Regions from separate parts of the Mus musculus genome. Here region 2 is linked to region 1. Evidence: chromatin contacts called from ENCODE POLR2A ChIA-PET data. All regions are on one chromosome and are shown on one strand. The core of a region is the stretch at or near the end of the contact, and the rest is flanking DNA. Distances in the headings are between cores, read along the strand shown. Region 1 holds the start of Myl6 (myosin, light polypeptide 6, alkali, smooth muscle and non-muscle). Region 2 holds the start of Rps26 (ribosomal protein S26).

Region 1 (5,453 bases), core at 1,580-4,079:
AGCCGAGGAGAGGGCTGGGGAGGGGTACCCATGGGCCAGGAGACCACGAGACCATGAAGGTGGCAGGAGGGAACATGCCCATAGCAACCAACCTTGGGTCAGTTTTCAAAAGAGCCACTCAGAGTGGCCAGTTCTCTCTGTCCCTGGTTCCCCTCCCACTGGCTGTTAGCCCCCACCCCCAATCTAAATAGCAAGAACATAGCAGAGGCAGAAAAGTTCTCAGCTACACCTACAGTTATGGTCAGCCACTGGCAGGAGGAGAGGTCAGCTTTGGGTTAGGGTACCTCCACGCTGTCCAGTAGAGGGATGGAAAAAGGACTTTTGTTTTAGCAGCAGAATGGGGCAGTTAGCTCAACCCTGCCCCCGCCAACTCTAGAATCACCATCAGACCAGCCTTCCCTACAAGCTGGTGAGCGTTCCCAGACACCAGCACCAAGACCCCTGTAAGTCAAATCTCAGAGACCATTCTAGGAGAGGAGGTACCACACCCCCAAACTGCATTCCTCATTGAGGAATTTCTCCCCTCCCAAGCCAGCTCCATGCAGAGTCATGCCAGGAGTAAGGCAGATGGTAGTAGGGTATGGCCAGAGGCTAGAGCACAGGTTGGGAAGGAAAAAAAAACACTAGGGAGATAACTAGAGGAGAGGCTGGGAGGAGCCGTACCCGCCCCATGGGCCCGTCACCCCGACAGGATATGCCTCACAAATGCTGCAGGAAGGAAGAGACATTAATGGTGAAGACAAGACACAGACATGGGGTGAAGGGGTCAGGCAGTGGAACAGACATTCTGTTTACGTCCCATTCCTAGCCCACCCTCCGTCCTCCATCACCCCCCCCTTTACTGCTGTCTCCCCAACAGTTCCCTCCCAGGCTGGACTGAGCCTTGCTTGCCCCTTTGACTCCCGACTCCCTTCTGGAACCAAGTCTAGGAATACAATGCCTCTTTAACATCTCCTGAACGACCATTTCCTCACAGGCCCCAGTTTATGGTCTGCCCCTCACCTTCATAGTTGATGCAACCATTGCTGTCCTCATGCCCCGCCACTAGCATCTCTACTTCTTCCTCTGTCATCTTCTCGCCTGCAGAGGAAGGAACATTCTTAGAACTGAGTGACTGACGGGTGAAATATATCAGGTGGCAGCTCAGCTCCAGAAAGGTCACAGACCCTTACCCAGTGTGACTAGGACATGACGGATTTCAGCACCCATGACGGTGCCATTTCCTTCCTTGTCAAACACACGAAGGCCTTCAACATAATCCTCGTAGGTTCCCTGGTCCTTGTTCTTGGCCACGGTCTGCAGCATGGGCAGGAAGTGCTCAAAGTCCAGCACCTTCACATTCATCTCTGTCATGTGGGAGGTGGAGGTGTCAGACAAGAGAAGTCACACATGTTCTCAGGACATGACGGTAGGGAACACAAGGACGGCCAGAAGAGGGAATCAGAACTGGATGAGACAAAACTTGCTCAAGTTTGGCACCTATGCAGATAAAGGGATGACTTTAGCTGAACAACCATGAACCCACTACATTCTTGAAATGCTCACCATCACTCTTGGGGTTCCCTAGGACCTTGAGCACCTCGGCGTTGGTAGGGTTCTGGCCCAGGGCCCGCATCACATCCCCACACTGGCTGTACAGGATCTTGCCATCACCTGTTCGGTCAAACAGCTGGAAAGCCTCCTTGAATTCTGAGGATTCAGAAGAACGGCAGCACCAGGGATTAGCCCCGTGCTTGCTGCACAGCTCTGCTGCCAATTCAACTTAAGTCATGCTGCAGAAACCAGATATCTTGTCCTCCTCTATACACAAGACTACTCCTAGGGATCTATTTCTATCAACTCAAATGCCCCACATAAAGACAGGCAACCTTCTTTCCCTTACCTTAAGGTGGTAGCCATCTGTTTACACACCCCCTGAGCTGCGGCAGGCTAGGCTCTCCACCACTACTATACAACTCCGCAGGAATCTGCCACCGCCCAGGCTAGGTCCTGCCCATATAAGGAAGTAAGAGCCTGGACTCTAGCCTCCCACTCCCACCCTTCCCCTCCGGGAGACCTTCCAAGAGGTGAAGCCACATCCTTAGCAAACTCTCCAGTGCCCATCTTAACAAAATATCAAGGCACTGCCCTCTACAGTACTCAGAATCCAAGCTTAAGGAGGGGACAGTTATCAGAGGAGAGGCAAAAAAAGAAGCAGCAAACCACAAGCGTAATAGACCCGACACATAACAGGCACTAGTCAAATTGTTTCACACACCCACACCACCTAAAACTCACCCAGCGCTTGGGGCTCAGATCTGGAGTGGAAGGGGAAGGAAGAAAGAATGAGAAAAGAAAATGGAGGATCTAGAGCAGAAGGAAATCCACGGGGCACTCTCCTGGGAGCGCTGGAGGTGACAGGTTGGGATCAGAAGATAGATGCTAAAGGAAGGGGGTCCCTCTCGGTAAGGATGACCTGAGCTGCGGGTCAGAGACTGCCTACCTGCGGTCTGGTCCTCGGTGAAGTCACACTGCTCGGAGAAGAAGGGATTGGTCAGTTACCTGAGGTCCAACCCCGCAAGCTTCTATCCCGGCTTTACAAACTCCTGTTTGAAGCCGAGGATTCGCTTCCCAGGGCAAAGCCCTAGACATTCCAATCCCACAGCCAACCTTCCAAAACCTGGGCGTGCCCACGTCCACTGCTTTCTCTACTCCCACCCGCGGTCCTCTCCTTGCCCCAAATCCCCCTGATCTCCCGATTCCCAGGGCCCACCATCTTGGCTGCTGAGCTCTGCTGGACCTTTTCCGGCAGTAATGGCTCCGACGCCCTACCCAACCCCAGCCTTAGTACGTCCCATGGCGCATGACGTCACCCTCCGCCGTTTCATCCAATAGGCACGCTAGTCTGGGCTCATGCAGATGACATCACTACATTATTAATGAGGTGGGGGGGGGGCGCCCTACCTCGGCTCAGGAATCTAGCAGGGGGGCCTGGGTTGGGACTCTCGGAAACCTTTCTTCCGAGCTGCACCAAGAGCAGAGGATTTGGGCTTTTGCAGAAGAGAGGACTACCCGCTCCCGTCCTTCCTCTTTCTCAAAAGAAAACTGTCGGAAACCGAAGCAGGAACCATGTTTTTATTTCAAAACTGTAAGTGCCCCCTAGTGGCAGGAACGCGCTTCTGGCCGCACAGGAGGTGGGGCAAGTTTCCGTCGCTGCAGGTTCTACGTGGGGTGGGAGTCGGGGCTGGGGTGGGGTGGGGGTGGGAGGGGGTGGGGGGTGGGGAAGGAAATAGTCCAGCCCTGGCGGCTGCGCTACGGACGGGCGCGGAGACGCACTGCCTGCGCTTCTATCTGGTGGATCGAGGACCCTTGCCTCTCAAGCGGATACCAGGGGCTGGCTGGAGGGCCACCTGCGGAGCTCAGAGGCTTAGGATATGCTTCAGGAAGGCTGCACGAAAGGAGACGAGAGGACTTGAGAAACTGACCTTCGGGTAACTGAGGGTACTCCCACCCCCCTCAAGTCTCCTTACTCCCTGGCCATCCTGCCCCCTCACCCTCATAGTTGATGCAGCCGTTGCTGTCCTCGTGGCCTGCCAGAACAGTCTCTACCTCTTCCTCAGTCATCTTCTCTCCTGAACCCAAAAACAGTTAGAGTCCCCCGCCTTCCCTGCCTCACCAGCCCAAGACATTCTCAGGGTGGTTCATCCTCCCACCCTTGCCCTTTTTCATATCAACGGTGCCTTGGAGCAGGTGAAAGCTTTGACTTGACAGCGAAACAAGCTGCCGGGGTTGAGACTTGCATGGAATCAACACAATTGTGGCTTGCAAAGGGGGACATTGCATTCCCTGCCCTTGGCTCATAGCTGGACACTTTAGCCTCTAGGTGATCTGTCTCCACAATGCTGGCCCTCTTGAGTCTCCTGCCCATAACTGCAGGACCATAAACCCATTCTAGGCTCTACTTAGCTCTTCCAGGACCCCCCACTTCTCCACCCCACAGCTCTGGGCCCTGCCTCACCGAGAGTGGTAAGAACATGTCTGAGCTCTGCACCCATGACCTTGCCGTTGCCCTCTTTGTCAAACACACGAAGCCCCTCTAGGTAGTCCTCATATGTGCCTTGGTCCCGGTTCTTGGCCACTGCCTGCAGCATGGGCAGGAACGTCTCAAAGTCTACACGTCGGGACTTCAGCTCTGGCAATTAGATAGAGATGAGAGAGATCAACTGAGGTGTGGGATCCAGTGCAATTAGATAGAGATGAGAGAGATCAACTGAGGTGTGGGATCCAGTGCCATCCAACCCTACTATTGTGACTTTCATCCCTTTCAGCATTCAGGATGTTTCTCTTCCCTGTGTTTGACGTTTTTTGAGTCCTGAGGTCCATCCTAGCGTCCTCTGTCACCTTACCAATATTCTGTCATTGAAAATTGAAACTGTTGCCAGGCCTGGTGGTGCAGTTTTGTAACTACAGCTACCAGGCAAGTTCAAAGCCAGCCAGAACAACTTAAGACTGTCTCAACAGAAAGGAAAAAAAAAAAAAAAGGAAAGGCAGGGATGTAGCCCAGTGGCTGGACACACTCAAAACAGAAAGAGAGAACCACTAAGCCCACACACCTTCAGTCCCAGCATTCAGAGGCAGGGGAAGTCCCTCTTGAGTCTGAGGCCAACCTGGTCTATACAATGAGTTCCAGGCTAAGCAGGGCTATATAGAGACACCCTATGTAGTAGTAATAGTAGTAGTAGTGGTGGTAGTAACAACACTATCTAAACAACAATAATAATAATTAAAATTTAAAAAGAAAAAGAAAACTGGGGATTGGGGCTGCTGGGATAGAACTGTAGGTCCCTGGCCAACCTGAGTAATTTGGTGAGCACCTGTCTCAAAAAGTAAAAAAAAACAGTACCTCTGTAATAAGGGCTTGCCTGGCTTGCCTGAGGCCCTGGATTCAACCCAGCACTACATAAACTGGAGTAATCCCACCACTCTAGTGGGCAGTAGCAAGAGGTGGAGATAGGAGAATCAGAATGTAAGGTCATTCTTGGCTGGGATACTGAAATCCTATCTTGAAAGAAAGAGAGAGAGAGAGAGAAGAAAAAGAGGAAGAAGAGAAAGTTGCTGGCTAGAAATGTAGCTCAATGGCCCAGGCAGAACCCTGTATTCAACGTTCAACACCAAGAAGAAAACAGAAACCCCCACAAAACTCAAGGCTCCTCTCACCCTCGTTTTTGGGGTTCCCCAGGACCTTGAGCACCTCGGCGTTGGTAGGGTTCTGGCCCAGGGCCCTCATCAGGTCCCCACACTGGCTGTACAGGATCTTGCCATCACCTACTCGGTCAAACAGCTCAAAGGCCTCTCTGAATTCTGAGATGTAAGGAGAAGGCAGTGTGACCAAGGATCCCCATCACCAACAGAGAGAGGGAGGTTTGCTTCAGAAATTCATGTGCTAGAGCCAGGCATGGGAGGGAGGAGAACAG
Region 2 (5,725 bases), core at 554-3,053, 130 kb after region 1:
CCCCAGCATTCTAGAGGCAGAAGAATCAAGAGTCCTAGGTGAGCGAAGGCCAGTGAAACCTCTTTTTTTTTTTCTTTCCGAGACAGGGTTTCTCTGTATAGCCCTGGCTGTCCTGGAACTCACTTTGTAGACCAGACTGGCCTCGAACTCAGAAATTTGCCTGTCTCTGCCTCCCGAGTGCTGGGATTAAAGGCGTGCGCCACCACGCCTGGCTTCCAGCGAGACTTCTTAAAACAAAACAAAACAAAAAAAACCAAACCCACCCACCCATGTAGTTCACAGTAGAGCACTTACCAGCATTAAGTTGAGGACCCAGCACCTCAAACCAAAGAAACCAACCACCACCCACCTAGCATCACTAAAAGTGTTTCAGGTTATGCAAAACAGACAAGCATTTTTAAAATTTAAATGTAGGTCGTAGCTGCCACACAGACTAAATAAGACCTTAATGGATACTTCTCTGGGTAAGACTATGTATGTCCCAAGTTAAAATAATTTACTTACAGCAGGTCTGAATCGTGGTGGGGGTGTTCGGTCCTTCCGGGCCTCGCGGGATCGATTCCTAACAACCTTGCTATGGATGGCACAGCTCACGCAATAATGCAGCTTGACATAGAGCTTGGGAAGCACGTAGGCTGAGAAATCGAGAAGCAGATTAGACAGACGCCCTTTCCTGTGATTCTCTTATTCTATTGGTCAGGATTACCCTAACCTCCAAGTTTTACTGATAAATGACACCCAATGAAAACCAGAGAAACCAACACCACACCCAACATACACCAAGAGTTCAACTCTTGGGCTAGAGGTTGCCACTCAAAAGGCCAAGGCATCCTCAAAGCCAAAGTGGGCCACACAATATGAGAATAGCTCAAGTTAGGGAGTCTCACTCTGCTGGCAGGCCTCATGGTTACTACTGTTAGGTCAAGAAAAAAACAAAACAATGAACAAACAGACAAAAGCCAGCCAGGTGCTGTGGTGCACGCCTTTAATCCCAGCACTAGGGAAGATCTCTTGAGTAGGTCTACACAGTGAGTTCTGAGACGCCAAAAACCAAGTCACAAACTGCCCAAACCAGTCTTTGCCCGTTTTAAAAGCTGTTCAATTTTTTTCAATAACTAAAGAATTATGCTTTTTCAGATTCTCCTAAATAGGCAGTCTCTCACAGGGATGGGATGCAGGGGTTTGGCTACCATGCATGAGCCTCAATCTCCACCCCAAGAGAAAAACCAAGTTAAAACCCCATCATTAGGCCTGCTTACTGTGCCACAAAAGGCACCTTCTCCCCAAGCTGAAGACAACGAGCCATACACACCCTCCTCACTCTTCGTCCCTGTACAAATCACGGCTGTGGCTCACTTACCGTCGAAGACGCTTGCTTCAGATATGTCCCTGACAGCAGCGGCTTCTACAATGTTCCGAATGACAAACTTCTTGATGGCCTTATCCTTGGGCACGCACCGGGCGCAGTTCGTGCAGCGAATGGGCTGCACATGGCCGCGGCCCTTTTTGGCGCGACCGTTGTTTCTTCTTTTTTTGGTCTGAGAATGGAAAGAGACGCTATTGGAAAGGGGGCGAGAATTCAGCCCTTCCTGGCCGGCCGCCGCCCGCAGCCCCGACAGAGACCCGTACAAGTCCCGAGCACGCCAAGTCCGGGCTGGACGGACCCTTTGTCACTTTCTCCTCCAAGACTCTGACTTTCAGGTCCCTACCGTCCATAGATCTACTTCTACCCCAGTACCCAGGCCCGCGCGCTCACCACGCGGCGACACTCACCATCTTGGAGCCAAGACTCGAAAGAGGATCCGGCGGCTTGCCCGACCCGCTTATATAGTACGAGATTCCTACGCTCACGCTGAAAAAAAAAACCCTCAGCGACCTGTAATTCTATTTACTCCCTAGCAGCTATTATGCTCGAATTTACCTAATTACTTAGAGTTTCCTGTGAAATGTAGGGTTGTGATAAGTCCCTAGAAATGGTCTATGACGAAAAATATCAGTGGAACTATTTAACCTTCCGGCGGAAGATTAAAATGTTACATTCCCAAACCAGGAAGTGATTACAAGGCTCTATAACATCCGGTTTACGATAGTTCCAGAGCGGAAGTTATCCAGAATTCGGACGCACACTCCCTAGTGTGGGAGGACAAAAGAGATGCATTGTGGGAGTTGTAGTACGACTTGGAGAGGTTCTCTCTTGCCCGTAGTAGACGGACTAAAGGCGGCGCTAAACCACCTTAAGACGCCATGATTTATTTCTTTGAAATATGTGTTCTAAGTGTAGGAATTAGAAATAGAAGACCTGGGAGAAATAAACCATTTGTAAATGCGTCTTTCCAAATAGAGGCTTCGAGTGTTGGGATTAGGCCACCACGCTGGGCTTGGACCACCATTTTATTTCCAGATCCTATTAACACAGATGAAGCACTGTAGTTAGTACATTGTATGTACCAACACAATTTAACTGATCAAGTCTATCAGATAGTTATTTATTTTGAAACATAGTCAAGTAGTCCAGGCTGACCTGGAACTTATTTGGTTAGCCAAGTGTGACCTTGAATTTCTTTTTCTTTTTTTTTTGATTTTCATTTCCCTAATTGCTAGAGATGAACTTTCTTCTTTTAAGATATTTCTCAGCCAGGCGTGGTGGCGCACACCTTTAATCCCAGCACTTGGGAGGCAGAGGCAGGCGGATGTCTGAGTTCAAGGCCAGCTGGTCTACAAAGTGAGTTCCAGGACAGTCAGGGCTATACAGAGAAACCCTGTCTCGAAAAACCAAAAAAAAAAAAAAAAAAAAAATTTAAAAAAAAAAATAATAAAATAAATAAATAAAAAATAAAAATACCTTTGCGATTTTTCCTTATTCTGGTCAGAATGGCAAAGATCAATGGAACAACTGACAAGAAATGACTGAGAGGATGGGGAGGACTCACTCACTGTTGGTGGGATAGCAATCTGGTATAGTCACTATGGAAATCAGTGTGGAGAACTTTCAAGAGATAAATCTATCACATGACCCAGCCATATCTCTCCTTGGCATATGCCAGAGGGACTCAACATGTTACTCTGCAGATACCTGCTTAGACACGCTCATTGCTGCTCCAAACACAATAGGCAGGAGATGGAACAACCTAAATGTCCTACATCTGACAAACACGTAGTGAAAATGTAGTTCATATACACTGTGGAATGCTGTCCAGCTGTAAACACACACACACACACACACACACACACACACACACACATAAATCATGAACCTTGCAGGTAAATGGATGGAGCTAGAAAAGATCACCCTGAACGAGGTAACCCAGACCTGGAAAGTCACTGTCATTGGAGGCTCTTAGCTGCAAACCTTCAGGTGTGAGTTCACATATCATATATCCTAGAGCAACTGCAGAAGTGGGAGAGTAAAGTGGAACCACTGCCAGGATCGGGGGTTGGGGAGCAGTAGCGGGGGAAGCGGCAGTGTACATGTGACCTGATCAAGGAAATGGGAAGGGAGGTGTTCCTTAGGGAGGAAGATCAAAGTAAATTCCGAAAAAGATTCAAAGAAGGCAAAAGAGACTAGTAGTATACAATTGATCTGATAGGGACGTGGGACCTCTTTAGGGAAAAGGGAGGGAGGTAAATACAGAAGAAGGAAGTGGATGAAATAACAAACATTTCTGCCAGGCAGTGGTGGCACACGCCTTTAGCCCCAGAACTTGGGAGGCAGAGGCAGGTGGATTTCTGAGTTCGAGGCCAGCCTGGTCTACAGAGTGAGTTCCAGGACAGCCAGGGCTACACAGAGAAACCCTGTCTCAAAAAAACCAAAAAGAAAAAAACAAACATTTCTGTAAAAAGCCACAAAAAATTATACTGCATTACCTACTTACCAAGAAACCCTATAATACACATCAACCCATGAATAAATACACACATATATTTTTAATGCATCTTCTCACCGGGGCTGATGGTGCTCCCTCTGAGAGCTAAAGACCACCCAACGAAACCCCAGTACCAAACAATACCAAAAAGAGAATCCATCTTTTGAGGTGTTGGCCAGGGTTGTCCAAGAGACTCTCAAGCATGCAGCAGCCTCTTCCTGTTGCCCTTGGTTATCTCTGAGATGGAAGGTATGTTCCTGCTATTTCTGAATACAGGAAGCATGTCAGAAGCAAGGCCCAGAGACCCCTGAGGTGGAACTGACCTGAATATTTCCTCCCTGAAATCTAGCTTTCCTGGTACCAGAGGGCACCATCTGAGGGAGTCAACCTAAAGTTCTCCTGCTATGATCCCACTAACCACATCAATGACCAGCATGGCATATAACCCTAAGGTGCAGTAGTGGCACACATATTTTCACAGTAACCAACAACTCTCTGGTTGGACTTAAGAACCAGTCAGTGAGGGGCTGGAGAGATGGATCAGGGGTTAAGAGCACTGACTGCTTTTCTGAAGCTCCTGAGTTCAAATCCCAACAACCACATGGTGGCTCACAACCATCCGTAAGGAGATCTGGCACCCTCTTCTGGAATGTCTGCAGACAGCTACAGTGTACTTACATATAATAAATAAACAAATCTTTAAAAAAACCAAAAGAACCAGTCAGTGAGAGGGGGACCATGGAAAGCTAGTTAACTACTCAGTGCTAGTGAAGCCATGGCTATTGGAGGAGAAGCTACTACAAATTCTTCTTCTTCTTCTTCTTCTTCTTCTTCTTCTTCTTCTTCTTCTTCTTCTTCTTCTTCTTCTTCTTCTTCTTCTTCTTCTTCTTCTTCTTCTTCTTCTTCTTCTTCTTCTTCTTTTCAAGACAGGGTTCTCTGTGTAGCCCTGGCAGTCCTGGAACTCACTCTGTAGACCAGGCTGGCCTCGAACTCAGAAATCCGCCTGCCTCTGCCTCCCAAGTGCTGGGATTAAAGGCGTGTGCCATACTGCCCGGCAAGCTATGACTTCTAATTTACTATGCCAGCATAATCCCTTGCAACAATCTATAAACGTTTGTCCTTACACCTACAAAGTATAGACTTCACCCCTCATCAAGGAAACTTCTCTTTACAACAGATGGAGACCACTACAGAAAACCACAACCAATCAAAATGCAGAGTTGTGGAGCACAGTCCCAATGGATACAATGACAAAAACATTTCTGCACCTGAGGCTCAGGGAGCATTGCAGAAGAGGGGGTGAAAGACTGTAAGAGCCAGAGGATCAGGGAGTTTGCCTTGAGAGTGTGTCTCCTTTGCAGCATCAGAAACCACACCCATGTAATCTTACCAATACTACTGCCCAAATGCAGGTTGGACAAGGATGATACCAAAGAACACATCACATTGAATAGGGAAAAGCCCATGGGGCCTCAGTCCCGCACAAAGAAGTGCAGGCAACTGGAGAAAGCTGGGGGCAAATCGAGAGAGGTCCCCAGGGAAGACCATACCAACTGGTTATCCTGTAGCAAATGGTAAACACTGATGCATACATACTGGTAGCATTATACAGACTGAACAGGCTATATCTAGGAATATATGCATATTATATACATGTATGCATATGTGCAATAATAATAATAATAATAATAATATAAATCATTATGTTATTATAATAATAAGAAAAAAAGACCTTGAATTTGAAAGAAACTGGGGCTAGGTATATGGAGGAAAGAAAGGGAGAAATGTTATAATCAAAGTATAATCTAAAATAAATTAAAATAATAATACAGGCTAGTCACGGTGGCCCACACCTTTAATTC

Evidence for each region. ChIA-PET counts read pairs that join two places held with the same protein, here RNA polymerase II (POLR2A).
Region 2: POLR2A ChIA-PET joins it to region 1 with 12 read pairs in Patski. The contact joins the promoter of Rps26 here to the promoter of Myl6 in region 1. POLR2A ChIA-PET finds 5 or more read pairs at or near these places in 4 of 5 experiments (Patski and embryonic stem cell).

The regions. Positions count from the first base shown.
Region 1 is chr10:128,491,057-128,496,509 of GRCm38, forward strand. It overlaps Myl6 (myosin, light polypeptide 6, alkali, smooth muscle and non-muscle), which reads right to left and starts at 2,830. Exons shown (of 7, transcript NM_001317218.1): 1 at 2,753-2,830; 2 at 2,483-2,510; 3 at 1,546-1,689; 4 at 1,173-1,346; 5 at 1,003-1,080; 6 at 664-708. The coding sequence starts at 2,755. The coding sequence ends at 680. It overlaps Myl6b (myosin, light polypeptide 6B), which reads right to left. Exons shown (of 7, transcript NM_172259.1): 4 at 5,197-5,340; 5 at 3,998-4,171; 6 at 3,534-3,611; 7 at 3,101-3,427. The coding sequence ends at 3,399.
Region 2 is chr10:128,624,703-128,630,427 of GRCm38, forward strand. Rps26 (ribosomal protein S26) reads right to left here and starts at 1,804. Exons shown (of 4, transcript NM_013765.2): 1 at 1,774-1,804; 2 at 1,361-1,538; 3 at 505-635. The coding sequence starts at 1,776.